2 separate regions of the Homo sapiens genome follow, and region 2 is linked to region 1. The links are chromatin loops, found by intact Hi-C in ENCODE. Cell type or tissue: mammary epithelial cell. All regions are shown on one strand. Links, peaks and the distances in the headings refer to the core of each region. The heading gives the core; the rest is flanking DNA.

What was found. Hi-C counts contacts between places; a loop is a spot of excess contacts. Peaks named below come from ENCODE experiments on the same cell type or tissue, not always from the same donor. Only the 100,000 strongest peaks of a DNase experiment are listed, where the experiment ranks them.
Region 2: it touches region 1 in a loop (4-fold over the local background); 1 of 110 quality-filtered maps calls a loop at or near these places.

The regions. Positions count from the first base shown.
Region 1 is chr18:49,241,194-49,257,429 of GRCh38, forward strand. It overlaps DYM (dymeclin), which reads right to left. Exons shown (of 18, transcript NM_001353214.3): 13 at 15,817-15,911. Among named protein-coding and RNA genes, the nearest start is that of MIR4744, 200 kb to the left of the region's middle. RefSeq lists an enhancer at 9,756-9,935. In mammary epithelial cell, for the core only: a CTCF peak has its summit at 9,854 (motif pointing right); a DNase peak (open chromatin) is centred at 8,538; H3K27ac peaks cover 834 bases.
Region 2 is chr18:49,360,599-49,376,834 of GRCh38, forward strand. DYM (dymeclin) reads right to left here. Exons shown (of 18, transcript NM_001353214.3): 6 at 2,563-2,635. Among named protein-coding and RNA genes, the nearest start is that of DYM, 92 kb to the right of the region's middle. In mammary epithelial cell, for the core only: no CTCF peak of the experiment used is centred there; a DNase peak (open chromatin) is centred at 8,383; H3K4me3 peaks cover 739 bases; H3K27ac peaks cover 723 bases.

The sequences.
Region 1 (16,236 bases), core at 7,436-11,435:
TTATATAGTGGACATTCTACTCACTCACAACTGAGAATCTGAGTGCAGGTATAAGGTAGATGATGTCTGCCTATCCTTTTCAGCTTTATCAATGTCAGGTCTGCCAAAAAGAACATTTCTACGCTAGGGTCAAACTTGGATTTCAATTTCAGCTCCACACTATTAGCTACATGACCTTGGCTAAGTTTCAGTCTGAGTCTCAGTTTCCTCACCTATTAAACAGAAATTCTGTACCTTATAGATGGCTAGACTTATAATTAAATAAGACAGCATCCATATAACACTGACTAGCAATATGAGTGATAGAGTAAGCCCCGAACTCAATCAGATTCTAAATGACTAAGGACCAAAACTATGGCTAATTTCCATGTTTTGGAAGATGGTGGTAACCTGATTTTATTTTTCTCTCCACCACTTGTAGAGGGACCAAATAATAAATGGATATTCATAAAAATGTACCTCTTTACATAATGCAATTCTGATAGATGAAATGATGTCAGGAATTGCTTCCAAATAATCCAGGGTAGGGAGAAAAAGGAGGGGAAATAAATGAAATAGTTTGTCAAGAACTGATATCTGCCGAAGGTAGGGGCTGACAATCTAAAGTTTCATTATATAATTCTCTTCAAACATATTTCGAATTTTTCAAATTAAAAAGGAAAAAGCTGATCACTCATTTGAGGCTTCTATAATAATTATGCTTCGACTGTCGTTAAGTTAATAATGTACAAATTCAGTTTCTACGATAAGTCACCTTCTACGCTGCGAGTTATCAACCATTTTCCCAGCACTACAACATGCACCACACATGTTCTTCAGGCGTCTTTCTGCAAAGATGAGTCAGACAGGCTGCCTGGAGTTACACTCCACTTGCTCTCACCCCACCCCACCATTCCACTGTGGCTGAGAACTGCTGATCTAATTTAAAGTAATCTGGGCTGGGTGCAGTGGCTCACGGGTGTAATCCCAGCACTTTGGGAGGCCGAAGCAGGCAGATCACCTGAAGTCAGGAATTTGAGACCAGCCTGGCCAACATGGCGAAACCCCATCTCTACTAAAAATACAAAAAAATTAGCTGAGCATGGTGGTGTGTGCCTGTAGTCCCAGCTACTTGGGAGGCTGAGGCATGAAGATCGCTTGAAACTGGGAGGCGGAGGTTGCACTGAGTGGGAAGTGCCACTACACTCCAGCCTGTGTGACAGAGTAAGACTCCGTCTCAAAAAATAATAATAACAATAAAAATGCATAAAGTAATCTGAGTATTTCAACCATCTTATAACTGTAATATACATTGAAAAATAAAGTTTCCTGAGTAAGAAAACAAATTAAAATTGGATGAAGGTCAGCTTGACACACAGCCTCTAGATGGGTTGTATTTTAATACATGGTTTATTTTCATCACCTTGTGGGAGTCAAGTTCGATGAAGGAAGTTTTGCGTCTTCTGTAGGTCACTGAAAGGGAAGTACACCCAAAAACGTCAAGTTATAACTAGCGTTATTTTTGTTTGTTTGTTTTTGTTTTTTGAGACGGAGTCTAGCTCAGTTGCTCAGGCTGGAGTGCAGTGGCGCCATCTTGGCTCACTGCAAGCTCCGCCTCTGGGGTTCACGCCATTCTCCTGCCTCAGCCTCCCGAGTAGCTGGGACTACAGGCGCCCGCCACCACGCCCGGCTAATTTTTTTGTATTTTTAGTAGAGACGGGGTTTCACCGTATTAGCCAGGATGGTCTCGATCTCCTGACCTCGTGATCCACCCGTCTCGGCCTCCCAAAGTGCTGGGATTACAGGCGTGAGCCACCGCACCCGGCCTATACCTAGGGTTTCTAAAGGAAGCTTAGGGAACGGCCAAGAGCCAGATGGACAGAGAAAAGAGCTGCCTCCTCGCTACTTTAAAAGAGGAGACCTGCTCCTCTTCCCAGATATAACTCAAGCATCAATCATCTCACTGGTAAGGCTTCCGTGACACTCAGGTGAGCGGGCTGCCTTCTCCTGGGTCCCACTTTCATCACAGTAAAACACAGAGCCTGCTAGACAATAAGCTCTCTGAAGACAGCATGAGTCTATGGTGTGAATTGCCAATGCCTGGAGATGTCTGACACATGGTAGCCACACAGAAAATATCTGATAAATGATTATATGTCCCCTAAATACCTACTCTTGTTTAAAATACTCCACGAAGAAATCATTGTTAGGGCTGGGCGTGGTGGCTCACGCTTGTAATATGAGCACTTTGGGAGGCCAAGGATGGTGGATCACTTGAGGCCAGGAGTTCGAGACCAGCCTGGCCAACATTGTAAATCCCTGTCTCTACTAAAAATGCAAAAGTTATCAAGGTGTGGTGGTATGTGCCTGCAATCCCAGCTACTTGTGAAGCTGAGGCATGAGAACTGCTTGAACCTGGGAGGTGGAGGTTGCAGTGAGCTGAGAGATCATGCCACTGCATTCCAGTCTGGGTGACAAAGCAAGGCTCTGTCTCAAAAAAAAAAAAAAAGAAAAAAGAAAAAAAAAATCATTGCTAGAACCAGTCTCTTTAGTTTCTCAGAGAACATACTTAGAATCTCAGTGATTCATTTAATACTGAGTGATCCTAAATTGGAAGTTCATAATGCTATGAAGGTCTCTGATTGGCTTATGTACTCAGATACCATTATTATGTCGATATCAGGCAGTAAGTTATGACAGAGTTGTATATACTTCTGAATTTCCAGGACTAATGGGTCCATGAAAGTTTATTCAGTAAAGAATAGACAAATACTCTTACGCTTCAATATAATCTTCATGTTTGACTAATGAAGAAAGCAGGCACATTTTAGATTTTTTTTTAAAAAAGTCATTAACAGGAGGAGTGTCACATTGAGTTCCTATAGTAATTTTTCTTAACCAGTGGACCTCAAACCCCGAAGTCCTCACAGATCTTTTAAACCAGGATTCCTAAGAAGGCAAAAGTTTTGTCATCAACTAACTTCTCTCCTACTCATTTAGAGGGTATTTGCTACGTATGACTATCTCCTTGGGAGAACTGAGGAAATCCTCACTTAACTGGTTCTCCGCTGGACTTGATTTTCTCATGAACTCCGATTGGGAAAAGCTGCTTAGACCATCTGTCACAGGGTGTCTGGGACCCCCACTATTCACCCTCAAATCTTTTCAGTCAGTAACTACTGAAAGATAGTCAATGAGTTTTTAAAAACATGTCAACAGGGGGATCACATGTTTAGAAAGACTGGCAACAACTGCCCCTAAGTAAAGTGTTATATTAAACGACCAAGTACACAAATTACTTGTTTTTAATTTAAAACTTCACTTATAAGAAGCACTGGCAAAGGAAGGTGTTGTAGACAGAGCACAGGTGTAGGTTTAAATACCAATGTTGTCACTGTCCATAGACAAGCTACTTCTCTGACATTTAGTTTCTTCATTATAAAATATAAATAATACTCATATTATTGGATAACACAAATAACCGATTGCATAGGATCCAGTATGTGTGTGACGGATACCAGCTTCACAGAAGAAGAAGAAGAAAAAAACCCAAAAACAAGGTAGTCTATAGGCACACTGGTTCCTCCTTACCTATAGAGCCAGTAGATTTTAACCATTTGTTTTAGCTCAATTCAAGTATCAGAATTTCATCATTCATTCAAATACCTACTGCACCATCAAGAACAAGACATGGTGCTGTGAGCCCTCTAACAAGGAAGATCTTTTTCCTTTGATAATTACTGGGTAACTGTTGCGGGAAATCAGGGACCCGGAACAGAGGGACTGGCTGAAGCCATAGCAGAAGAACATAAATTGTGAAGATTTCATGGACATTTATTACTTCCCCAAATTAATACTTTTATAATTTCTTATGCCTGTCTTTACTGCAGTCTCTGAACATAAATTGTGAAGATTTCATGGACATTTATCACTTCCCCAATCAATACTTTTATAATTTCTTATGCCTGTCTTACTTTAATCTCTTAATCCTGTCATCTTCGTAAGCTGAGGATGTATGTCACTTCGGGATTCTGTGATGATTGTGTTAACTGTACAAAATGTTTGTAAAACATGTATTTGAACAGTATGAAATCAGTGCACCCTGAAAAAGAACAGAATAACAGCGATTTTCAGGGAACAAGGAAAGATAACCATAAGGTCTGACTGCCTGTGGGGTCAGGCAGAATAGAGCCATATTTTTCTTCTTGCAGAAAGCGAGTAGGAGAAATATTGCTGAATTCTTTTCCCAGCAAGGAACAACCCTGGGGAAGGAATGCATTCCTGGGGGTAGGTATATAGATGGCCACTCTGGGAATGTCTGTCTTATGCCGTTGAGATAAGGACTGAAATACGCCCTGGTTTCCTGCAGTACCCTCAGGCTTACTAGCATTGGGAAATTCCAGCCTGGTAAATTCTAATCAGACTGGTTCTCTGCTCTCGAACCCTATTTCCTGTTAAGATGTTTATCAAGACAATGTGTGCACAGTGGGACACAGACCCTCATCAGTAATTCTAATTTTGCCTTTGCCTTGTGATCTTTTATTGCCCTTTGAAGCATGTGATCTTTGTGACTTACTCCCTGTTCGTACACCCCCTCCCCTTTTAGAATCCCTAATAAAAACTTGCTGGTTTTGCAGCTCAGGTGGGTATCACAGAACCTGCCGATATGTGATGTCAACCCCGGCGGCCCAGCTGTAAAATTCTTCTCTTTGTGCTCTTTCTCTTTATTTCTCAGACCAGCCGACACTTAGGAAAAATAGAAAAGAACCTACATTGAAATATTGGGGGCTGGTTCCCCCGATAGGTGACTGCTATTCAGCAGATGCCATTCTAAGCACTTTAAATGTATTAACTCATTTAGTCTTCACAGTGGCCCTAGGACAGTAGTCCCAGTTTGTAAAGGAGGAAACTGAAGGACATTGAACAAATGAACAAATTGTAAATGCTCGGAAAACTCACAATACTTGTGATAGGGAGTTATCTACCTACCTTTTTAAAGCTAGCTTTTCCAAACTATCCTTGTCTCTCCTAAGGAAGCATTCTCTCTTCCCTTGTTTGTCCTATCTCTGCAACATCTGATTCAGTATGTATTTACATTGGACACGTGAGCCACTTTAAATCTTTTTACCTTTGTTTATTCCCATTTCTCCTGTTAACACAACACTGTTTCTTTGTCTTGGAAAAGGTACTTTTTAAAAGTCCATGAAACACATGCAATTCATCAAGAAGGAAAATGCTTTATTAAGTCACTCTATTTTTCTTATCTGGCCTTAGCATTTTATAACATATCAAATATCACAATTTTGTAAAAGACAGAGAGAAAGCGTGCCTCTTTTCTCTCTGTTCTGGGAAAAATACTAGGCTATGAACCTAGATGACTTGGTTTTTTGTCTGCTTCTGCAACAGTGTTCACTTGGACTGGTCACATAACTCGAGATTTTAATATTCCCATATGTAAAATGTGGAAATTTGCCTTAGATGATCTTTAAAGGTCCTTCTAAGTCTATAATTTTATGACTTGTAAATAAGGCTTTAGAGGTGGAGTTAATGACACTGACATCTGAGTTGGAGGTTCATTATGACACATGTACAAAGCAAAGAGGAATGAGGCCATTCCATCCTTTGCTTCTTCTAAGATATTTAAATACAATGCATTAGCAACTGAGAGATAAAACCTAGAGCAGTATCAACTGGCTACCTTACTGAAACAGTGACAGGTTTTTCCAATGGCAACAGAAATTCATAACTAGGTAAGGAGTGTTGGGAGACAATTCCCCACTCTCTCATGTTTTGCACATCTTAAAAGCAGAGGCATTAGCAGCCTTGTGCTCCGGGCTATCTCTGCGTGGATGCTTGTAGAGTGAACAGACTTGGAAGACAGAGATGGTGTCTCTCTCTAGAGCAGAGAGTAGTTTACTATCAAATACATTAAAGATGTCTCCCTTCAAAGCAAAGGTTGGGCAGGTGTGCTTGAAGGCTATCATAAAAGACTGGGGATTCCCAAGCTCTGGGTTCCGCTCCTGTATTGCAACCCACTGCACTTACAGGTGTCACCTGGCCCTTGTCATGTTGCCCTGTGGGTATGGGAACCACACAAGAAATGAATATTCTGGCTCCTACTACTGCTGCGAGTAATAATTTATGATAAAAAATATAAAAAAAGGACAATAACAAACTGTCCTTTGTCCTTGACCCAGGAGTCTTGGGTGTCCTACCAGAATCTACAAAACTGTAGCAGGTAAACTTGTTAGCTTGAAAGTAGGTAAAAATCTTACAACCTTCATAAAAATAAACAGGAATGGAGGCTTAATAATTCATGGCTAAGAGGACAAAGTTGAACCACACCAAGTTACCTCTGTAACATGATGGTGACATTCAATAAAGCTCTATGGAAGTTATTTTAAAGTTTAATTTGCTGTGTGGCAATTTTGTCCACAAAGGTCTTTACTTATAAGAAATAAACAATCTGATAAACATATGACATGTTTCTTTAAAGCTGACATTTTGAATGTGCCAGCAGTCTAAACTGAAATTAAACCAATTATGAAGTTTTCTTGTGTCCCATCAAGTCTGCCAAGACACCCTGTTGTACAATACTAGCAATTTTTTGAATAGGTAACCATTTTCTACTGGAAACTTATAAATTTTCAGAGAGGAGCTGTCTAAATGTTCTCAATGTAACTCCTTAAGAAAGGACTAAACTAAAAAAGCAAACCAAGCCAGATTTCCCTGAAAAACTTAGCTGCCTTCAAAGTACCACTGGCTGTAGGAAATACAGGAAGCCAGATTTTCAAGACAAACATTCCTCCTTCCTTTCCTGGTTACTGCTATGCCAAGATCAAACAAGGATCAGCAAAGACCAAAGGAATGAAGAAACTGGAACCTTTTTATTGCCTGGGCATTGGGCAAGAGCAAGCTAATTCTATCTTTTAAAAAATGAAATCATATACATTTAAGAGAAGTATTTATACTGCAAGCCATTGCTCAGATCTCCTACCAATCTACAATAAAACAATTATTAAAAACTTCTATCTATGTTCAGTGAGATCTTCATTTTCTTTGTTAGAAAAATATTTGGGGAATATAGGCAATTCAAAAATCCATTGGGCAGGGAATCAGAATCTTGCAATATTAGCAGAGACCAATACATTCTTTTGTAGAGATGTTATCCAGATTTATTTTTAGATTCAAAATATCTCAAAAATGTTATAATACTATAATAGAGAAAATAGAGATGCAAGACTTTACAAGCCATCATTAACTCTTACACCACTCAAATGAAGTAGGTATGATATCTCATTCAAGAGATGAAAAATAAGTTAAATAACTCAGCAAGGTTTTGGAAACAGAACTGAACCATTCATTACAATTCTTACCATCAGATAATTCCTTCCCTAAAGAAATAATTTCCTGACTACAGTGCTAACAATAATATGAGGTTGAAATAAAATCGAAGTTTAAAAAAAAAAACCAACTATAACACTTAATTTCTAGATACAACAAATGGCATTCGTCTGCAATAAAAACATATCTTAAAGAGGACTTCAGCAGTGGTAGGCATTCATAAGTATTAAATTAAAAATAAAGTTTAATATCAAGGATTAGATATAAAAAATATTATTGTCTCAGGCTAAAAGACACACAGTTCTTATCACTCTTTTCCAGGATAATTTCCACATACCATGTATTGTAATACCTGAACACATCCATACCTGTCTCAAACATGTCAGTTCTAAAAAAGTGGAAAAGACCTTCCTGTCTTTGCTACTATAACTTTAGGTACTTAGATAGATTGGGAGGCAGGTGGAATCAGGGCTAGGGGAAAGCAAACTGAATGACCACCAAGGGCACGGCTACCTTAGATTGTAGAGAACTGTCTGTTCCAGATCAATCCCAGGAGTTTGGATCCATGGTCCCATGGTGAGCGAGTCACTCTCAGAAAGAGTATTCTGCCATTCTTGGAGTGAGCCAGGCTTTTGATCTGGACAAACCTGGGATAGCCACTTACCAGCTGTGAAGAGTCAATACCCTCGACTGTCTAAACCTCCAGACTTCAACTAGCCTTAAATGTAACACAAGAGAGATAAGTGGTGAGACACTGAGGATGGCAGGTATAAATTTATCATTAAATGGACTTTTTAAAAAATAAGGCAATATTTCTAAAATTATCATAATCATATATTATGTTATTACATATTTGAATTGTGCATGTGTGTGTGTGTAATATAAATTCATCCCAACAAATAGGTCAATTTGCTTATTAATATTCCCTTTCATGTTTGAGAAAAAAACCCATGAAAACTTAATTCAGTGGGAACAGAAGTGAGGAAGCCTGTTGGGGTAAGTTACTATTAAAGAATTATTTAAATGAAGGCTGGGGGCAAATTGTCTTTCTTTCTTTAATTCCATGAGCCTGAATGGTCTAAAAGATCTTATTTGCCCAAAATAGAGGAGCTGACCACGTAGTTCAACAACCAACTTCTGTTTTGTAGTCTTCAAAAAAATGCTGGGTGATTAAAATATGTGTCATCATGAGTGCAGGGCAGGAAAAGGCAACTCATATAAAATGCCAGCTTGAGACTACTACACGGAAGTTGCACAACCATACACTTAAAATCTGAAGTGTATATACTCACTCCTGATGGCTGTGAGAAAAAGTGAAAGCATAAGTCATGGATTTGAGAATTTTAAAGTTCTTAAATTGCATGATTAAATTTTATCAGAAATAACTGTATTGCTCTCATAAAATTGTTTTAATTAAAACCTAATCTATACTTTGTATTACTTTATTCTCAAGAGGTGTGAAAACCCAGAAAGCTTTCAATAGAGTCTGGCACTGTCTAAAGCATCTTATGGACACCAGATCATCAACTTCACTAGTTTCAAGCGGCAGCAGACATCTGCAAAATATAGCCAGATGCTAATCAACTTGCATGAAGTCTCAGAATAGTGGGTGCCAGAACTAAGTTTAAATTCCAGATGCCAGCCCATCTTCTAAGAATCAGTCACTAACTATTTATTAAAAGTCTATTGTGTGCCTAGAGAGAGCAACTCTCTGTAAAGTAATGCAAAGAAATATAAAATAAGTCTTTTATCTCCAGTAATTATTACTCTGCTTAAGCAACAGGACTTGCAACTCCAGGCCAGGCCAGTATGTTGTAAGTACCTACACTGGACAGGTAAGACTTGGAAGTTCTATCTTTCCCACACCTACTTCTGAAAGAAGCCAGGTAACCATATCCAGATCTTCTAACATGTAGCTTTCTCCTTTCCTGGGTCTTTCCTTCCTGTTCTAGCCCCAGTAACTAGCCCCTAGGCCAGAAACTGACAGTGATCCATGGGCTGCTACGAAGAGATGAAGAGGGCCAAATGGGTTCTTTCTCTTTGTAATCTGAAGAATGGGGAATATGAAACAACTATGTTAGCAGCAGCTTGGTCCAAACAAAAGGCCTAGGAGCTGAACTGGGGAGACCTCAGCAAGTTGAAGAAGCCACTGCAGGTTCAAGATAAAAGACATGGAATAAAGGGGTGGGAAGCTGGTTGAAAAAGAAAAACCTACAGAAAAAAAGAGGTGACACAAAGAACTGCCTCAACTTTTTTCTAGTTCCAGACCACATTTATCTAGATTCAGCGATATAGCTGTGAAAGAGCAAGGAACTGTAATGATTCAGTAAAGCAGAAGCAGTGGGTATATGGCAAATGGCAATTGAAGACGAAGGGCAAAGGGCAGGGCCCAGACTATGTCACTTTAAGAAAGGGATCCTCAGCCTTGACACTACTGCCATTCTGCGTTGGGTAATGCTTTCTTGTGGGGTCTGTAGTGTGCATTGTAGAATGTTTAGCAACATCTCTGGCCTCTACCCACTAGATGTCAGTAGCAACCTCTTTCCCACTTCTGGCAATAACAATAAAATCTCCACGTATTGTCAAATGTCCCCTGGGGGGCAAAATCACAGTGAAGAGCACAGGTCAGATTTTTAACCTGATAGCAATAGGAAGCCATTTAATATTTTTAAGCAAAAGAAGCAATGAGATTTGCTTTTCCAGTGAATACAGCAGTGTGCAGGGGTGAGTAGGGAGGCAAAAAGACCCAGTCAGACTACTGGCATAGTGTGGGTGAAGACGACACACATGTGAACCAAGACAGCAGCCATGGAGAAAGAGAAGAGCATATACATGCAAATTACAATGGCAGTTAGGTACAACTTCAGGGTCCAGTAAGATAGAATTTGAGAGAAAGGGAGAAAAGTTACAGAACTGGCTTGGCAATTTAGGTGACTGTGGTGAGGGCCATTACCTAGGACAGGGGATTTAAAAGGAAGAGTAGGTTTGAAAACGAGTTCAGTTTTAAACATAATGAAAGTCTGAAGTAAGCATGAGATACCCAGGTGGTGAACCTAGTGGGGTTGGTGCTCAGCCAGCTAATGCTTACTCAGGGCAAATTATGTGCGAGGCCGTTACAAATGTCAACGCACTTCATCCTCACCATAATCCTTTGAGATAGCAGCTGCTGCCGCTCCCGTCTTACAGATGGGAAACTGCTGCATAGAGAAGGTAAAGAACATCATCACCAAGATTCCATAGGTAGTAAAGTTCTGGAGCTGAGATCTCAAACCCTGGCAGTCTGGCTTCAGAGGCTATGTGCTTATCCTCTACATTGTACTGTCTGCCAGTACAGTGAAGGAGAAAGATCTAGATTATGAATTTAGATTTGGGTGGTGTTATAGTCAGTTCTCACGCTGCTATAAAGAACTGCCCGAGGCTTGCACAGTGGCTCACACCTGTAATCCCAGCACTTTGGGAGGCTAAGGTGGGCAGATCACTTGAGGCCAGGAGTTCAAGACCAGCTTTGCCAACATGTTGAAACCCCATCTCTAGTAAAAATACAAAAATTAGCCAGGCATGGTGGCATGCACCTACCTGTAATCCCAGCTACTTGGGAGGCTGAGGCAGGAGAGTTGCTTGAACCTGGGAGGTGGAGGTTGCAGTAAGCTGAGATTGTGCCACTGCACTCCAGCCTGGCCAACAGAGTGAGACTTGCCTCAAAAAAAAAAAAAAAAAAAAAAAAAAGAACTGCCTGAGACTGGGTAATTTATAAAGTTAAGAGGTTTCATTGACTCACAGTCCAGCACAGCTGGGGAGGCCTCGGGAAACTTACATCATGGTGGAAGGTGAAGGAGAAGCACGGCACCTTCTTCACAAAGTGGCAGGGAGAAGAGTGGCACAGCCAAGGGAGAAGAGCCCCTTGTAAAACCATCAGGTCTTTTGAGACTCACTATCATGAATGAGAACAGCATGAGGGAAACTGCCCCCATGATTTAATTACTTCCACCTGTTCTCTCCCTTCACATGTGGGGATTATGAGGATTACAATTCAAGATGAGATTTTGGGTGGGGACACAAAGCCTAACCATTATCAGGTGATTTTCAGTATACAAATGACAGTAGATAAAGTCATAGACATATATGTGATCTCCCAGAGAAAATGTGTAAAGACAGAAGAAAACAAGACAGAATGAGATACTAGAGAAAACTACCTGTTAATCAAAGGGTGAAGGAGAAGCCAGAGGAAACAGCCAGTGGAGGGACATGAGAGACAATAAGGGACAGTCTTAAGGGCTGGAAGTAAATGGTATCTTTCTAATCTAAAGCAATGCCTTGCATATAATCTACTCTTTATAAATGTCTTGAAATTCAATAACCTCATAATCCCAAATAAAGAACGCAGCAAATATGCACACTTATGGCATATCCAAAAGACTTACAAAGTTAAGCAAAACTCAAATTAGATCTGTGATTCTCCTAGAACACCAAGAGTCTGTAGAAGGCACATGGTCATTAAGTATGAGCAACAGCCTAGGTACTGTAAGGAATCATTCCTTACATTTATGTCCAGCTAAGGAGGCTTTTCAAAGATTTATCCACATCCTTTCATAGCAATGTAACATGTTATCTGTTTTGCATTTTGTTGAAGATCATGTGAAATACTGACTCTTCTAAGTTTTGCAACTGACAAATATAAAATTGTGTAGTCTCTTTCTAAAAGAGGATTTAGGAATCATGTATATGAAAACTGCTTACTTCTCACTTGAAGTGGTTACTAGAGCATCTGGTGAATTCTGAGTTGTACTGCTGTAATAACCCTTCTGGGTATCTAAACAGTTTTTGTCATGCATCCCTTATCATACTTTACATTTCTATACCCTAAACACAAATATTTAGTAGGAAATGAGTTTCCTCAAAGTACAAAAAAGCTGGCCCCCATTTCCAGCTCAAGACAAATATTTTCTCAGGAAATACATAATGATTTCCAGGCCAAAACTCAAAAGTGTTTTCTAAACTTTAATGTGGATACAAATCATCTGGGGATCTTGTTAGAAAGAAGACTCTGATCCAGTAGGTCAAAAGCCACACCTACACTCCGCACTTCCAACAAGCTCCCTCCTGCATGACACGATGCTCTGGTCCGCACCGGCTACTCAAATGTGGTCCTTGAACAAGAAAAGTGCTGGCAGCATGTGGGAGCTGGGTAGAACTACACTTCCCTCAGTGCGACAAACAGACCATGATACTATCATCTGCTCAAACAGGTGACTCAAGAAATTTACCTTAAATTCTTTTCTTCAAAATCCACTTAAAAACTCATTCAATCACACTTTCTTTTTTGTTGTTATTAAGAAAAGACCTTCTTTTCTCTCCATTCCTTTCGATTATTCTAAACTGTGAGTCCAACCCTTAAGCCCCTCCACAGTAATAGCCCCAGCTGTTTCTTTCAGGCCTCTCACCTGTGATCCCCATAGAGGTCCACAGCATGCCAGTTCCATGAAACTGGTTATTTTCTACATATAAATCATGCTCTCTCACCATAGTCCCTCTCTTGTTTTGCTTTGGTTTGTTGTAGTTGATGATTGCTGTATCAGGCCAGTTTCTCTTATCTATCATGTCATCTTTCTGTAGCCACCCTGCTTAATCTTTCAATGAGAAGCCTTCTTGCCATTCTTGGAACCAGCCATTCACCCCCTCCATAGCAATTTTTCTTTCATTGTAATATTAAGATATAATAATATATATTTCATATAACATTCTGCTGTATAAAAGATCCTTGTATCATATATATATATATATATATATATATATATATATATATATATATACACACATAGATGGGTCCTGGTCTTATTCCTGCTACTGAAATGCAAGCTGCTTGAGGTCAGGAAACTTTATTATTTATTTTGATACTTCTTGCATTGCTTAACATAGTTCGTTATTCATATTATGCTAACTAACAATCTATTAAAATGAAGTAAAGCACTACTCATTATTGATGATAAACAATCTAAATGCTCTCAAATCACAAATCTAAACTATGTTTCTTATTTCTTCAAATATGATTGGTTTATTTTCTACTTTTGCCATCACAGATTAAAACTTGGACACAGTGTTTTTATATGCATTTTTCCCAACTAAAAAATTGTTTGCATCTCAAAAACATTTAATCGTGCTAAATGTATTTTATCAGAACTTAAATTATCAACCAGCTAATTTGGCATTTTCATATCAAACAAGCTAAATGTTCATTTATCATTTGAGAAAAGTTAATTGTGTAATGAAATCTTCATGAAACCATTATAAAACTGCACATAAACAGAAAAACAGCCTACAAAGCAGCACAGAAATCATTAACTCTGTTATGGTGAAATAAAGCATGGTGACAAAGGTTAACTCCTGGAAACTAAAGGCTCTTCAGAATACCTGAAAAACTCCAAGGTAGGAGGAGACTGCTATGTTTATTTTAAATCGTGAAGTTCACATTATTCCAATGTCAGTCAACTAGATGATCTCTCAAGTACAAACCCAAAAAACAATCTAATAGAATGTATTAAGACCAGACATAAATTAAATAGTGAGTCAATGCAAAATATCCTGTACTAAATTCTGAAGATAAACAGACAACTTAATTTTGAGTAAGTTAAAAATGAGCCCAGGTCAATCAATGGCTAACCAATGAAGAGAATGTGAGATCAGCATTTAAAAGTGATACGGAGTTGTTATCACCACCAATGACTGCTAAACAAAACTGAATGGTCAAAACCACATGCCCAGACTGAGGCAGGAGGATCCCTTGAGCCCAGGAGTTTGAGCTTTCAGTGAGCTGTGGTTGCTCCACTGCACTCCAGCCTGGTTGACAGAGTGAAACCCTGTCTTTAAAAAAACAAGAAAAGCCTGGGCGCAGTGGCTCATGCCTGTAATCCCAGCACTTTGGGAGGCAAGGTGGGCGGATCATGAGGTTAGGAGTTTGAGACCAACCTGACCAACATGGTGAAACCCTGTCTCTACTAAAAATACAAAAATTAGCCAGGCGTGGTGGCGTGTGCCTGTAATTCCAGTTACCCAGGAGGCTGAGGCAGGAGAATCACTTGAACCCAGGAGGTGGAGGTTGCAGCGAGCCAAGATCACACCACTGCACTCCAGCCTGGGTGACAGAGTGAGACTCTGTCTCAAAAAAAAAAAAAAAAGAAGAAGAGAAACCCTGCATTGCCCCAAAAGTAAGAATTAAAGGAAACAATATGACTTCACTGGGGTTCTATTTGAGACCTACTTGGACAACACTGAACATCCTACAGGAAGTCAAAAAAGTACCCCCATATGCTAAAAAGCCCTGCAATGATATTCACTTATGACTGGTTAGTTAGCTTTCCTATCCTTCAAAGTCATGTCTTTACAGGGTGAAACCCCATCTCTACTAAAAATACAAAAAAAAATTAGCCGGGTGTGGTGGCGGGCACCTGTAGTCCCAGCTACTCGGGAGGCTGAGGCAGGAGAATGACGTGAACCCAGGAGGTGGAGCTTGCAGTGAGCTGAGATCGCACCACGGCACTCCATCCTGGGTGACAGAGCGAGACTCCATCTCAAAAAAAAAAAAAAAAAAAAAGTCATGTCTTTGGCAATGGGTGGGGAAGAGACAAGGGTTTCTGGCAGACAGAATAATGGCTCCCTCAAAAATGTCCATGTCCTAATCCCCTGGACTTATGAATGTTACCTTACATGGCAAAAGCGACCTTGTGATTATGATTCTGACTTTGAGATGGAAGATAATCCTGGATCAGGAAGGGTCCAGGAAATCACAAGAGTCCTCAACATGGAAGAGGGAACCACAAGAGGAGGTCAGAGTGATGAGGTATGAGAAGGACTCAACAATCTACTGTTGCTGGCTTTGATAACAGAGGAAGGGGCCATGAGCCAAGGAATGCAGGCAGCCTCCAACACCTAGAAGAGGCATGGAAACAGATTCTCCTTTACAGCCTCCAGACAGAAATGCAGCTCTGTTTCAATTTTAGCCTAGTGAGACCCACAGTGGACTTCTAAACTAGAGAATTTTAAAATGACCAGTTTGCGCTTTCAGCCACTAATTTTTGGTAATTTGTTATGGCAACAATAGGAAACTAATACACGGGTGAACTGCTATAAAAATTCTCTAAAACGCACACAGATAAATCCTTAAAAGTGTAGTGTGATGCTCTATAAAATGCGCATCAAATACATTCATATTTAATTTGCATTACTAAGAAATATACCTGCTCCTCTAAAAAACTAACATTACACTTAAAATTACATTTTATAAAAAGATTGAATGTAAATACAATTAACTTTGATCAAAAAGTTAGGTTAGAAAACAAAATGGAACGAGCTATTTTCAACCAAACAAGAAGGTGATAAAAATTAAGTAGGAAAATTTGATAGTCCTCACAGGTAACATTTAAAAAGGAACCACCATAGTATCCATCTTAATAGCTCAGCCAGAGGCAAATCAGTATTTCTTTTAAAGTTCATATTTACCTGATGATCCTCTGGGCAGCATACTGATGGAGAGAACGAAACTGTGCCGACATATTTGCTAAAGCTGCCAAACAATTTGTGTGAAGGTACTTGTCCTGTGAGGAAACAGCGGGTGTAAAACATACAATCAAGTCTTCTCTATATTTTAACCAAGGTTAACTATTAATAGAAGCAAATGTAAACTCAGTTGTCACTGATTTTAGAAAGTTCAGATCCACTATCTCTTTTTTCTAATTCCTAAATCCATAAAGCACTGAAAATTCAAAGTTTTTTCCACAACACAAAAAATGATGATGTTCCTGACAGTCTTCATTATTCCCTCCATGGTGAATATTGAAATATTTTGCTACAGAAATATAACGTTTAATTACAGCATGCTACTTAAGGCCCTAATGGTTACACATAGTAGAGTATATAAAC
Region 2 (16,236 bases), core at 6,045-10,044, 120 kb after region 1:
GTGACAGAGTAAGATCCATCTCAAAAAAAAAAAGAAAAAAAATTGCAGGTGGTGCTACTTTTAAAATTACATCAGGAACACATGAAGCACTCCACATACCATGACAAAGAAACAGTACACAGTATATGTGTTTCCCTTCCCTGATCTGACCACATGTAAAAGAAACCTAACCACAGTGGCCTAAGCAAGATAGGTATCTATTTTTCTCATGTAAGAGGAAACCCAAAGATATGGGATCCAGGGCCAATGTAATAGTTTCATATTGTCACCAATGTCCCATGCTCCCAGGACACTAGTCTTTGCATGCAATGCTCATTAACATAGTTTCAAGACAGCCCAAGCATTGCCTCCACATTCCAGGAAGGAAGAGAAGGCAATGAGCAAAAGGCTAGAGTGGATATGCTCTGCAAGTTCATGACTTCTGCTCACATATACTTGACCCAAACTATGTCACATGGTCACATGGAACCGCCAAAGTGTCTGAAAAACTAATCTGGGCACACAGCACCACTCTAAACAATACTGGAGTTCTGTTAGAATGGAAGGGGAGAAAGGATGTCATGCAAGTGTCTGCTGCAGGAGCTCCGGTTGAATGGGAAATTGTCCCATTTCCTTCCCTAGGCAATGACTCTTCAGCTGCCTCAGCCCTACTTTCCTGGGTGCATACCACCAGGCCATATCACGACAGGGGTTGGTGGTTCTCACTTCGAAATCTATATTAAAATTCTAGATGCTGCATTCATGTACGACAGCAGCCTGGAGCCTATTTTCTCACAAATACCTGTCTTTCCTTTTGGGGCCATAGACAAATAGCACATTTCCAATTATATCTCCATGTAGACTGAGATTCTGTGATGAGAAACATTAAAATCTACTTTTTTATTTCAAAAATAATTCCTTGTACATATGCATTTTCAACAGGAGATGTAAATTGGTTCCACAGAGGTAAGTAAAAATCTTCATAGATACAATAATAATGGTTTGCGGTCCTCCAAAGGGCTGCAGGACATAAACAGATATTCAGTGTGTCTGGGGATTCAAATTTCATTAAGTGGGAGAGGCAATTATCAAAGAAATGTCAAACAAGGCTTCTCAGGGGGACAATATATTTTTTTAATTTTTTAATTTTTTATTTTTTTTGTGACGTAGTCTCGCTCTGTAGCCCAGGCTGGAGTGCAGTGGCGTGATCTCGGCTCACTGCAACCTCTGCCTCCCGACCTTGGTCCAAACGATTCTCCTGCATCAGCCTCCTGAGTAGCTGGGATTACAGGCATGCGCCACCACGCCCAGCTAGTTTTTGTATTTTTAGTAGAAACGGGGTTTCACCATGTTGGCCAGGCTGGTCGTGAACTCCTGACCTCATGAACTGCCCACCTTGGCCTTCCAAAATGCTGAGATTACAGGCATAAGCCACTGCATCCGGCCTAATTTTTTTTTTTTTTTTTTAAGTAGAGACAGGGTCTCACTATATTGCCCAGGCTGGTCTCCAACTCCTGCATCCAAACAATACACCTGCCTCAGGCTCCCAAAGTGCTGGGATTACAGGCGTGAGACACTGCACCTGGCCAATACTTTTTTTTAAAGGTGGAGAATCACTGCTTTAAAAGTAACAAATGAGGCCAGGCACGGTGGCTCACACCTGTAATCCAGGCACTTTAGGAGGCTGAGGTGGGAGGATCACTTGAAGCTGGGAGTTCGAGACCAACCTGGCCAACATAGTGAGGCCCTGTCTCTACTTTAAATTTTTAAAAGCAACAAATGAGATGAACATTTCGAATCACAAAGGAATTGCATTGAGCTGCAGTGACAGAAGCCCAGTTACAGCAGTGTTAACAAATAAGGGTCTATTTCTGTCACATGAGAAGTCCAGGATGAAAAAAGGTGGTACTGGTAGTTGTTGGCTTTGGTTCAGCAGCTCAATGACATCAAAACAGAATTTTCTGTAAGTCTCTTGGTTCATGGTGCCAAGAAGGCTATGCAACTCAAAAGACTATCCACATTCCAGACAGCAGGAGAAAGGGCTGTTAAGATCAAAAAGATGTGCCTCCTAGCTGACTCAATCAGTTCCTTTTAGAGAGCTTTACCCAGAGGTTTCATTGGAGGACCTTCCCCTACATCTCACTGACTATGCCTAGCTTCAAAGAAGGCTGGAAACGAAAACCTGGCTTCAAAAGAGGCTGGAAATACAATCAGGAAGTCAGGAAGATAAGGAGAACTCAACTCACTGTGTCTACCACAATATGAAGTAGATTCAAACTGCTTCTCTCTTAAAATCTTGTTTCCAAAGATCTATAAGATCTCTTAATACAGAGATTAATTCTGTGCCTACCATATTCTTAATATAGTTTCACTGTTTTCCCCTTAACAACGTAACATTTTTGTTTTGACAATGAATAGTCAGTCTAAATATTAGGTAGAGAGAAAAGAACTCTGTGGATATAGAATCCTTAAAAGGCACACATATAAGTTCTATACAAGGACCCACAAACTTCTCAACATGATCAATGATTATCTGCCATATACAAAGAAGATAAAACAAATCCTGGCCTAGCCAGAACTTACAAGAGTGGAATATCAGTGATCAACTGCATCAAACAGCACAGCAATTCTTCCAAAAGATCTTCTGAGTCAGAACCTGGTAAGACACATAAAAAGATTTTTTTTTAACAAAGTACACAGTAGAATACAGTTGTTCAGAAGTTACATTTTCATTCCTAATGAGAATACAAACAGTTATCATTATATAAACTCAGATATTAATGTTGACCTCTGAATAAAATCCAAATCATGAATAGGTTAGCATCTATGATGATCTTCATCTAGCATAGGACCTTTCAACACCTGCTGTTAATAATACAGCTTTTAAAGCTTGAAGGTACTTTAGGCTCCTGTACGCCAGTAGTTGTCAGATTTCTTATACTGCACTGTGTTTCTTTCAATGAAATCTTACATTAAAGCCAAATATATGAAACAGATAAAAATCAAGCTGCTCTCACTGCTTTGTTTGAAGCAGGGGTAGAGGACTTTTATCCCTCCCTCCCCAACAAATATCTGGCCTTACCCTTGATTTCTTGATGGGAGGGCCTGAAGGTACCTTTTATGAACCTCTGGCACTCCACGGATCATAGACTGAACCCCATTAAAGAGGCCAACCTCCTCTTTACAGACAATGAGTCAAAGGTAAAAGGGCTTTCCCAAGTCACAGAATAAATAAGTGGCAACGGCAGGATGCAAATTACCATTCCAATGGAAATGTTCCCCTATCCCAAACTACTACAGGTAAGTGACCTCCAAATTCCCAAAGTCAGTCAGTATCTCATGTGACTTCTGGTCTTGGACATTACTGACACCTACTCCTTCATGAAATTCTTTCTTTTCTCAGTTCTTATAATACTTTATTTTTAACCAACTTCTTTTTCTATTTCTTCCCAGTGTCTGCTTCCTCAAAATACGTTTCAACTATTGGCATGTTCCCCAGAGTTCCACCATTGTCATGCTTTTTTGTTCATTATCTCATCACCACAGTGCAGCTAAACAAGTTTACTAAATTAAAACTCACTCCTGGGCTGGGTGTGGTGGCTCACACCTATAATCCCAGCATTTTGTGAGGCCAAGGCAGGCAGATCACCTGAGGTCAGGAGTTCGAGACCAGCCTGGCCAACATGGTGAAACCCCACCTCTAATAAAAATACAAAAATTAGTCCAGCATGGTGGCGCACGCCTGTGGTCCCAGCTACTCAGGAGGCAGAGACAGGAGAATTGCTTGAACCCGGGAGGAAGAGGTTGCAGTGAACTGAGGTCGCGCCACAGCACTCCAGCCTGGGTGACAAAACAAGACTGTGTCTCAAAAAAAAAAAAGAAAGAAAGAAAGAAAACTGACTCCTGGACTCCTTTAACCTTCATAACTAGTTAGTATTGTAGTTCCAATTTTACTCCTCTGCAATCCAAACTCCAGATTGCAATCAGACAGAGCTAACTAAACTCCATCCTTTCACTCTCCTGGCTTAGATCTTTTCAATTACTTTAAGCTGATTAATATATATCAGAAAAATTCCATGCTCCAAAGTACAGCATGCCAGACTCTTGGAGATATAGGTCCTGCATCCCTTTCTACATTTATCTTCCTCCAGTACTGCAGTGTATATTCCAGCAATGCCAAGCTATCCACTACATGCCATTTCACACCTCAGTAACATTCCCTCTGCCTGGAATAGCCTCCAACAATAAAAACCTAGTTTTTAAAAAGCCCATCTGTATCCATCTGAACCATCCTCAGTTTCATATCCTCCATGAAACCCACTCCCTTGTCTCACCCTGAATAATCTATAAAGTATCTATGCCTTGTGCATGCCTCTTGCGTTGCATATGTTGGTTACATTATGCCATCATTTTTTGTCTACAAGCAGGCAGGCCCCTACTGGACTCTATACTTCTAGAGGATGATGACTCACAAAGAGCTTGCACATAGTATGTACTCAATACAATTTGCTGAACTGAGCCCAAGCATCTCAGAAAAAATCCAGCAGTTAATTGCAAAGCATCAAAGCACTTGGAGTCTCAAAAAAAAAAAGTTTAGCAATTTCTTTTCTAGGCTACAATATCACCTAGCATTCAGAAATTATAAAGAAATTTCATCCTGCTTTGCCACAAAGAACTGGCACAGTAACCCCGTGAGAGGTAAGTACAAATCTTAAAAAGAATATTAAATCATGCTGAACACAGCAATCGATGCTAAAAAGGATACACAGCAAGACTCAAGTTCAACAACCAAATTAAATCTCACTCCAAGAAACATCGGGCTTGGCTCTATTATTAGTGAAGAAAAAAAAATAAAAGAGTAAGTCACACTTGTCTCTGGGACTGCATGATTAGTTACCAGATCTAACTAAAATCCCTCTCATTGCCAAGGCTGTCCAACATAACTCAAGTTAACAACCTACTCCAACAAGTTGATTTGTTGGTATGTAATATATACTCAATGTACGTTTGCTAAATGGTCACTCCTTAACTCATTCTACAGGATGCAATGTCCCAGGCCCAAGAAAGAACACTTAAAATCACTCAGTGATTCCCTAAGAAACATTTCAGACCAAATGCCAGTTTAATAACATCCCTGTTCAGCCAAGCAGCCAGCACAGTTTTTTAATTACGGAAGGTGAGAGACCAAGCACTCAGGAACCACAGATGGTGCCTGATTTGATTTTTTAACTTCCAGGGGTATAAAAACACCTAATTTTTACATCTTAAAATGATGACAAGGATTCTCTATTCAATTCCATGTGCCACTCAAATCACAACCTCGGCCAAATTTACAGTTGGGTCAATTAAGGAGTATACACACAGCTTTGTTACCAATCTAATAAAATAATGAAGATGATGATAAACATATTTCATAGAAGTAAAATGTAATATTTCAAGGCCAAAGCTCTAACAAAAGACAATAAGCAATTTCCAGCTGAAATATCTTAAGACTTCCATTCACTAAAAAAAAAATTCCTCAGAATTCTAAATTCTTGTTTCTCAGCTAATCTAGAAGTAAATAATTGTATTTTAAGTGAAGATTGACAAGATTTGACTGCTTACTAGGTTTGACATCAAGCAAGCCATTCATATTGCATTATTTCCCAACTAGCACTTATATCACCTTAGCTTTCTTATAAGGCCAAATATCTTCCTTAGTTCCAAAAAATAAATATAAACTCACCTACAAAAAGTATAGTAACACATTCAAGCATTTCATACAGTAAAAAGAATCTTAAAAGTTCTTGAAATTTGCAGGTCAATGACAAAATAAACTGAGGTTCTTTGAGCAAAGGTCTTTGCAAAGATTCAGTGTGTTTACTGTATTGTAAAGTTTTATAACTTAGAGTTCTCTAAGAAAGAACATTTCTCTCCTAAGAGTTCTCTCTCAATGCTTGGTGCAGTGGCACCTGCTATAGCACCAGCTACTCAGGAGGCTGAGGCAGGAGGATCTCTTGAGCCCAGGAGTTGGAGGCCAGCTTGGGCAACATACCAAGACCCTATCTCTTAAAACAAACAAACAAACAAGAGTTCTCCCTTAAAGAGTTTTAAATTACCACAATAGGTCCAGACAAATATTTTAATATTTTAAGTCTTAGTTTCTATAAGATCATATTAACAGCAAACATTTACCAAGTACTCTACCCTTTGACAGGCATTGTGATGAGCACTTTATACTCAATGTCATGTTAACGTTAATCCTGACAGTAACTCTTGATGAATAGTTAATGATTATGATCATCATTTTACAGATGAAGACATCAAGGCTCAGATAGGTTAGTTTAATTAGAGTAAGGGGCAGAAACCAGATTGGAACTCAAATCTATACTCTCAAGGAAAAAAATTAAAAGGAAAATATCCTTTAAATTATTTTTAAAGATATGTTTCTACACAAAGTTGGGGGAAAATATTCAACCAATTCATGTTTTACTGAACACTGTAAACACAAAACCCCAAGTACTATGGGCCCGGTTAGGAGGGAGACATCTGAAGTACTACATATTAGTTTATACATAAAGATGACACACTATGTATTCATCAACACATACTAGAAGTTCTTGACTCCTTCAAAATCCAATGTACAAATAATCTAAAACAATGAATAAATATAAGCTATTATCATCCGTATTGTGCAGAACAAGGTCACTAAAATCCCAGCCCTATCCCTGGAGTTTTCTCACTCTAAAGCCCCACTGCTCTAGTCCCTAAGAACTTCACCAGGGGAAGAAGTAGACAAGCGAGATGATATCTAGGGTCCCTTAAGGTTCTAATAATCTATACCCAAAATTAAGCTGCAGTCCCTGTTAGTTCATTCTATTCAGCATCCATTCAGCACCATGTGCTGAGTGAGACAGCACTGTTGTTTTGTCCTTAGGGAGAGAAGCAGAGAACAGTACAATACTGTCCTAATCAAATGCCTTCCAACACAGTAGGAGGGGAAGGGAAGACAGTAAAAAAATTATTTTTAAAAAGCACTCACTGATCATTAGAAAACAAAGCAACCAGAAAAATGAAACATATGGATTTAAATCAGAATACATACAGTCATTAAAAGAAATGTTAAAAGACAGAGTTTTTGTCTTTGTTTTCTTTGCGTTCAGAAGGTTGAACTGCCAGTTTTTTAATGCTGCCCAAAATTACACTGTGCCAAATACAAGTACTAAAAACTTAATCGAACAGGGCTGTACTCCAAAAATAGGTTAAAAGAGTACCTTAGAAGTTCAGAATAAAATTGGCTTCTTTAAAATGGAAGACACATAATTAAATTATATTTATTAAAAACTTATATTCAGAAAATAAAAGACTCACGGTAGAGTCTATGTTTTTGCCACTTTAATAGTGAAACTAACATTGAAGTTATTCTAAAATATTAGATTTAAACTTCTAATTAGCAAAACCAAAAATGTCTCTTGTAGGTTAATCATAAAGAGGAAAGGCAAAAGGACTCTTCTAAAAAGAAAAGTGATCTGCATTTCAGTGCACTACAGTATTTATAAGCTTGTGTCCTGTACCATTCCAATCAGATCAGTAATAATTCTGGTTGACTGCTATTATTTTGGTCAAACAGAAATGTTTCTAATTACCCTAAAAGATAATATACTCTACCAGGTTTGATTATAAAATGTGCCTATAGAAAAGTTTAATTGATTTTGTTCCACTGATAACATAAGGGAAAGAAAGGGAGAGAAGAGACAGAAATATGACAAAACAATCACACCTATTATATGACCAAAGAACAGTTCAGGAATTCCTAGAGGCACTTTTGTTTTTCTGCAGATACAGATTACAAGTCTTATATATTACAAGTCAATATTTTAAAGGAATAAGTCCATGCTTTCTTTTTTCTCTGGGCCACATTTTTCCATATGGGTTTGTTTTTTGCATTGCTTACCTATAACTAATAAGGTTAAATTATTAAATTTGGTATTTAAACAAATAAAGCAAAAACCACCCAACCACATACTATACAATTTTGGGTTTACCTCCTGAGCTACCTACCGCCTGCCCCAGTCTCTAGGGCCCAGTTCCAGCAGAGAAAAGAGAGCAGAGAACCTGCTGCCGTGGCAGCCGAAGCACCTGAGCCATCTGGAAAAACAAAGCTGGTTTCACAGGACTCACCGCCACCGAGTTTGGCAAAACAAACATGCCACAGGTTTTGAAGGTGATTCCAAAGAAAGAGTTTCAAAAATGTTTTAAGTCTGGGGAGAATGGAAAGGAAACTGCTTGTGTTAGACAGGGGGTAATTAACAAATTTTAAATATACTTCCACAAATTTCCTATCTTGTATCACTTTTTTGTTTCGTTTTGATCTCTCACAAGTCAGCCACTGCCTTCACTGTTTGGAATCCTTGGCTCTCCACTGACCTGCCAGCGTGAGGCCAATGCTGACTGAAAGCGCGGTGTGCACAGGCAGAGCCTGCCAAACGGCGGTTCCCACTGGAGGGTTTCGGGCTGCTTCACTAGGGGACGCTGAAATGTAAGCCTTTTCCCCGTTTTGGTTCATTTTCTCTATAAGAGTATCCACTAATCTGGCAGGAAAGGGAATAGGGTGGGTAAAATCCTGGTGCCAGCATTCTAGCAGCCTAGTCAAGATACCTTACCCTTCCATATGTGGCCTTTCCACTGAGCCCTCGTCTCAGTAGGCCACCCTCCTTCCCCATTGCCTGAGAGTTCATTCAGGAGACTCTCTGGGTTCAGCCTCTATGGATAACAGATCTCTAGTATTAAACTGGGAAGGGGGGTGGCCTCCTAACACATGGGAAGGGACAGAACCTTGGACAGAACTGCTTCTTCCAACCAAGCCTGAATGCCTTCAGAGACCCCTGGCACTTCTGATTCCTAAGACTTTCCAGGGTTCTGGAGTAAGAACTGGCTTTTTTTCTGGAGTTCTCCAACCTTGAAGCCATTTAGCTTTCAGCTTTCACAGATCAGTGAAGCTCATCATTACTCCATTTTCCAACTTTCAAAATGTTATTAACATTGTGTTCCCCTCTCTTCTTCAATCTAATAAATTCATGACTTTTTAGAAGTCCCTTTGCTGATATTTTATTGGAGTTCCAGGAGAAAGCAAACATGCATGTTTAATCTACTATGCTTGAGAATAAGTCCCACAAAATAATTTTTTAAAAATAAGTTTATATTGAAACTGTTTTGTGCCATGGAAGTGCCATTAAAGCCAGGCTTCCGCTTGGCTTTGTCGAGTCCCTGTCCCTTTTCTACTCTCCACAAAGCTGTACTCACAGGTCATACAGTGTCTTGGGCCTAGCACCTTGCTCGCCCCAGGTCTGGGCAGCTGATCTGCTGCCTCCCTCCCCTCAGTGCTCACAGAGCTGCCCACTGGGCCACAGGTGGTAATCTCTTTCAAAACAGGAATAACGCTGGGCGCAGTGGCTCACGCCTATAATCCCAGTACTTTGGGAGGCCGAGATGGGCGGACCACTTGAGGTCGGGAGTTCAAGACCAGCCTGGCCAACACGGTGAAACCCCCGTCTCTACTAAAAATACAAAAATCAGCTGGGCATGGTGGCCCACGCCTGTAATCCTAGCTACTTGGGAGGCTGAGGCAGGAGAATTGCATGAACCTGGGAGGCGGAGGTTGCAGTGAGCCAAGGTCGCACCACTGCACTTCAGCCTCGGAAACAAGAGCGAAACTCCATCTCAGAAAAAAAAAAAAAAAAAAACAAAACAGGACTAACTCCCTCTCTGGGCTCTTCATCCTAGCACCTCCTACTTCCCTGGACCTTCCTTTCAGCTTTATTTCCCACCACCCCCACTTTGTTGCTTTTATCTTCAGCCTCTCAATCTCCAAAGGCTTCTTCCCTCATTTAAAAAATAAATAAACAAAAAATAATTGTAAAGAAACTATAGGCGGGTTCAGTGGCTCACACCTGTAATCCCAGCACTTTGGAAGGCCAAGGAGGGCAGATCACTTGAGGTCAGGGTTTGGGACCAGCCTGGCCAACATGGTGAAACCCCATCTCTACTAGAAATATAAAAATCAGCTGGACATGGTGGCATGCGCCTGTGATTCCCAGCTACTCGGGAGGCTAAGGCAGGAGAACCACTTGAACCCAGGAGGTGGAGGTTGCAGTGAGCCAAAATCGTGCCACTGCACTCCAGCCTGGGAAAGAGAGCAAGACTCTGTCTCCAAAATAAAAGAAAAAGAAACTATCATTGCAGCATGGTGGAGTAGTTACTCCAATAAGCCCTCCTGTACAAAACATCTAGTTCTTGGCTAAAATAACACTTTTTAGTGCATTGATGGGCTTCCCAGAATGTAAAGCAAATTTCTAAGGACTCCAACCCTATAACCAAAAGAACAACCTACGAGCAAATAAATGGACTTGAATCCAGAGTAAAACACTGAGAAGTAAGCAAACGCTAAGATAGGTAACCCTGAGGATGAATGCCAGTTAGAATGAAGCCCACTGACTAAGCCTCAGTCAGTGGCAAGGAATGGGGCCTGAACCTGAGACTCCACATTAAGTCAAGAATTGCTGCAGGATGCTAACATGGCATCAGGTGTTACAGGCCCTGGATCCCTTTAGAAGCAAATGCAAATCTCTCCCTTATTTGGAGCCTCAAATAAGATCAAACAAGGCTAAGTGTGGTGGCTCATGCCTATAATCCCAGTGCTTTGGAAGGCCAAGGCAGGAGGATTGCTTGAGGCCAGGAATTTGAGACCAGCCTGGGCAACATAGTGAGACCCCATCTCTACCAAAAATAATCTTTAAAAATTAGCCAGGCTTAATGGTATGTGCCTGTAGCCCTAGCTATTCAGGAGGCTGAGGCTTCAGTGAGCTGTGACTGTGCCACTGCACTCTAGCCTGAGTGACAGAAACTCTGTCTCAAAATAATAATAATAATAATACAATCAATGACATCAAATACACAAGGAAACAAGCCATGAGAAGCGTTTCCAAAAACAAACAGCAGATTTAGGCCCCTAAGGATTTAAAATATTGGATTTATAAGACGCCAAATGTGAAATAAATATCAGTATTACCTTGGCAAGAATGGGGTATAATACCAAGCCAGAGGAAAGAAAAACTCACATTGAAGGCAAAAGGAAAATGGAAACAATTTTGTATTACTTCATAGTTTTGCCTAGGGCTGGCTTTGTCCCCTTTGACTGATTCTCAAACGCATGGACTAATGGAAGAGCTATCCTCATATAATAATACAAATTCTCCCTAACAATCTGCTACCACATCATACATAGCCTATGGGAAAATGTTCAAATACAAAATCCTCACAAATTTAGATTACAAACTAAGAGCTTACTGACAGTCACATTACTCTCATAAAGACTGCTTCACTGAAAATGCCAGCAATATCCATGTGATCACAGCAGTATTACAATGGATTGGAATAAAGAAAAAAATGCTGTATGTGGAATAAGCCAACATACCTAAGATGCCTCAGTTGACTTTGCTCAATTGTTTGCAGATGGCCCTCTACTTTTGTAAATTCGACCTTCAAACAACCTGTACCACTGTATATTATCGACCCCACTCTTTCATATACCTAAATCAGATATCATATATCAGCTGATAAATGGATGTCTTCAGCTACTGCATGGTGATGCTCCATTTTTCCCCCTTTCAACAGTATCTCTGTAATCATTTAATTTTATTGCTCTTTTATCAACTGTAAAAAGAAATTGGCAGAAAATATAAAAAGGGCTAAAGTAGAAATCTCAAACTAACAACATGGAAGACTAAGGTAAAAATAATTACATATGCCAAAAACAGAAAGTTTTTAGTCTTAAAAGATATTCATTGGACTTAAGCTGGTGGACCAAGAGTAGGCTCAATTATAAACACTAAAGAACATGTATAGGGCCGGGTGAGGTGGCACATGCCTGTAATCCCAGCACTTTGGGAGGCCGAGGCAGGCAGATCACCTGAGGTCAGGAGTTCGTGACCAGCCTGGCCAACATGGCAAAACTCCGTCTCTACTAAAAAAATACAAAAATTAGCCAGGCATGGTGGCAGGCACCTGTAATCCCAGCTACTCAGGAGGCTGATACAGGAGAATTGCTTGAACCTGGGAGGTGGAAGCTGCAGTGAGCCGAGATTGCACCACCGCACTCCAGCCCAGGTGACAGGGCAAGACTCTGCCTGAAAAAGAAAAAACCATGTATAAAATCCTGAACTGTCAACTCTGTATAAAGGAAGCATATATTCACAATGATAGGTTCAAATTAAAAAAAAAGAAAGAAAAGGTCTGTCAGTATGCAGACAGAATCACAGAGATTACCACAGAGATGGCTCTTTCAGTGAGATAACCATCTTGATAAAGTGGCCTATGGTTGAAAAAGTGTCATTCTCCCACTACCCTTACATTAGGTTACCTAGGATGCACAACAAAAAACCTTGCTTCTCAAGCTTGGACAAGGGTGGGGGGTGCAGGGATACTCTGAGATTTGGACCCCAAAATAAATACAGTATATCTCTAAAATGCATCAATTCACTTAATGGTATATAATGAAAAATAATTTTATATTACAATAAAAATGATATTGTTACAGGACAGAGAAATATGTTACAGGAAAGGGGTCCCAATCCAGACCCCAAGACAGGGTTCTTGGATCTCGTGCAAGAAAGAATTCAGGACTAGTCCGCAATGCAAAGTGAAAGCAAGTTTATTAAGAAAGTATAGGAATGAAAGAACGGCTACTCCAGAGACAGAGCAGTCCCCAGGGCTGCCAGTTGCCCATTTTTATGGTTATTTCTTGACTATATGCTAAACAAGGGGTAGATTATTTATGCCTCCCCTTTTTAGACCATATAGGGTAACTTCTTAAGATTGCCATGGCATTTGTAAACTGTCATGGCGCTGGTGGGAGTGTAGCAGTAAGGATGACCAGAGGTCACTCTCGTGGCCATTTTGGTTTTGGTGGGTTTTGGCTGGCTCCTTCACTGCAACTTGTTTTATCAGCAAGGTCTTCATGACTGGTATTTTGTGCCAACTTCCTATCTCATTCTGTGACTTAGAATGTCTTAACTGTCTGGGAATATAGCCTGGTAGGTTTCAACTTAATTTACCCAGCTCCTATTCAAGATGGAGTTGTTCTGGTTCCCATGCCTCTGACAATATCACGTTAAATAAAGTAAAAATATGCACATTTTGTAGGACATAATACAAAACAAAGTGCTGGGTTTGCAGGTATTGAGTGGGCTATGCTCTTGGGCCCTGTGAGGATAAACATTCACTCCATTCTTGCTGCTAGCACTTCATGGGAAGGTTTGCAACTTACCAAGCAGAACTATGTTTTTGGTACTACTGGCATCACAAACATGAAGGCCAGCATTAACAAAACTAACACACGCAAGACACAATTCTAATTAAAAGCTCTAACTTCAGACATCAGTATATATTTAAAAAATATAGAAGGCTAATGATCAAAATAGTAAATTAAACATATCCATCTCTTGAAACTCAAACTCAATGTATAAAGCACAAGCTCTGAAAATCATGCTAAATGATAAACAATAACTGTGAAAGATGATGGGGTGGTTTGGGAATAGTTAAATTAATTAGATTCTACATAATTCTCACAAATATTCTCTCCTAGAAAAAAATAAAGTATATAACATTCAAAATACCAAAATTCTGCAGTATCTCTCACACACCAACTTAGTTAACTTCCTCAAAATCCTTGATTAAGTCTATACTATAACATACAGTTATATGGTAGTCAGAGAACATAATGGTCAATCCCAAAAGAAGATCAAGACCAGCAAAAAATCTAGCTATATTCAGAAACAACTTAGAAGGTCTTATGTTCCTTTCCTACTTAGTGACTGAGAAAGAGACAGAAAATGTATTTTGCCTGTGAAAGTTTAGGGGGAAGAGGAAGCAGTACCTGTTTTTCCAGTACCACTAATCAAATGTGGAGTCAAAGGGACTTTTATTATTGAAATAAATTTTGGTGAAATGACAAATGCTCAATCTCTAAAAATATTAGGATGGTTCAGTTTGCTTCCTGTGCCTCAGCTCCCTTTTCCAAGGTAGCTTAATGAAAGGTAGCTTCAATAAAATTTGGCTGCCTAGGCCAGGCCCAGTGGCTCACACCTGTAATCCCAGCACTTTGGGAGGCCGAGGTGGGCAGATCACATGAGGTCAGGAGTTCAAGACCAGCCTGACCAACATGGTGAAACCCCTGTCTCTACTAAAAATACAAAAGTAACCGGGCATGGTGGCACATGCCTCTAATCCCAGATACTTGGGAGGCTGAGGTAGGAGAATCACCTGAACCCAGGAGGCGGAGGTTGCAGTGAGCCGAGATCGTTCCATTGCACTCCAACCAGGGCAACAAAAGTGAAACTGTCTCAAAAAAAAAAAAATTGGCTGCCTATCTTTTTTAGAGCAGAATCTCAAAAGTTCAACAGGAATTACTTCAGAGTAGAAAGCACAGAATCCAAGAAAGGAATGGCTGATCTACAGTGAAACTGGAGAGTTGTTTCCCCTGAGAAGACAAGGTAAACATTTTTATCCAAGGGAAATACTCGTGGGGCAGCCCCTAAACACCTGGGGCTCTCACAGTTACAAAGCGGGAAAGGGGAAAAGACACACACACACACACACACACACACACACACACACATCTATACCTACCTTGGGCTTTAGAAGAAAAAAATATATATATATAAACATATATACACATATATATATGTATATATACACACACACATATTCATTGTCATTTTATTCACCCTTTATAGGAAACTATTCTTAATAAATTATAACTTGGTACAGTATCTGAAATTTAACATTTTTTTAACAGCATCAAAGAGAATTTCAGTACCTATCCCCTTCCCCCTATCCCCCAAAGTTAATGAGGTAGTAATTCATACTAACTCAAAACTGGACAAAACAATAAGTGACCTTCCATGAAATGGTCTTCTGGGACAGAAGGGAAAATAAAAGATGACAGCAAATAAAACTGCTAAAATTGATATGCTTGCTTTATTCAAGAATAATAAAGTTATCCACATTTTAACTATGAAATGTAGAATAATACCTGAGATACTGTGATGGTTAATATCGAGTGTCAACTTGATCGGATTGAAAGATGCAAAGTACTGTTCCTGGATGTGTCTGTGAGGGTGTTGCCAAAGGAGATCAACGTTTGAGTCAGTGGACTGGGAGAGGCATACCCACCCTCAATCTGGGTGGGCACCATCTAATCAGCTGCCAGGACAAATAGAATAAAGCAGGCAGAAGAACATGGAAGGAACAGACTTGCTGAGTCTCCTGGCCTTCATCTTTCTCCCATGCTGGATGCTTCTTGCCCTCAAACACTGGACTCCAGATTCTTCTGTTTTTGGACCCTTGGACTTACACCAGTGGTTTGCCAGGGACTCTTGGGCCTTCAGACACAGACTGAAGGCTGCACTGTCAGCCCTACTTTTGAGGTTTTGGGACTCAAACTGGCTTCCTTGCTCCTCAGCTTGCACAGGGCCTATTGTGGCACTTCACGTTGTGATCATGTGAGTCACTACTCCTTAATAAACTCCCCTTCATATATACATCTATGCTATTTGTCCTGTCCCTCCAGAGAACCCTAATACAATAACTTTCAAAGAAAAGTAGAACATATGATTTCCCTTCCCTGCAACCAGCCAACTATGTCATCTGTTGGAAAGAAACTTTAGAACACTTACGAAACAAACTTAATTGTGATATTTTTAATTCAGTATGCTCTCAAGGATGAAACTTGAATTTAAATACACTCAACCATATTTGTCCAGTATCAGTAGAGGAAAACAAAAATGTTTCCACATAAACAGAAAACAAAAGATTGCTGATATCTTGCTCAAGCACAAACTAGAGTCTGCTCATCTATCTGCCTATTTGGGGACAGGGCATATGTAAACTGCAGCAAATTCCATTTAGTCTACAAACTTCTGACCAAAGAAAATGAAGAGCTCTTGCCTGCTAAATGTTCTGCATGCCTTGCACACAGCATTGCTATGAGGCAGTAGTTTCCTGCCCTGTGATGTTTGCCACCTTTCAGTTTTCTCAAAACCTGCAGAACTTAGTGAGATTCGGACCTTACAGAAATGAAAGGCGATAGACTCCTTGGACATGAACCTGCCAAATGGCTATCAAGGTGGCCAGTCACAGAAAAGCTGTTAAAATGTTAGAAGATGGTAAAATCGTATTTTCAAAGTGTGAGTCAAGAAGAATGTCCTTTTCTAATTTGGA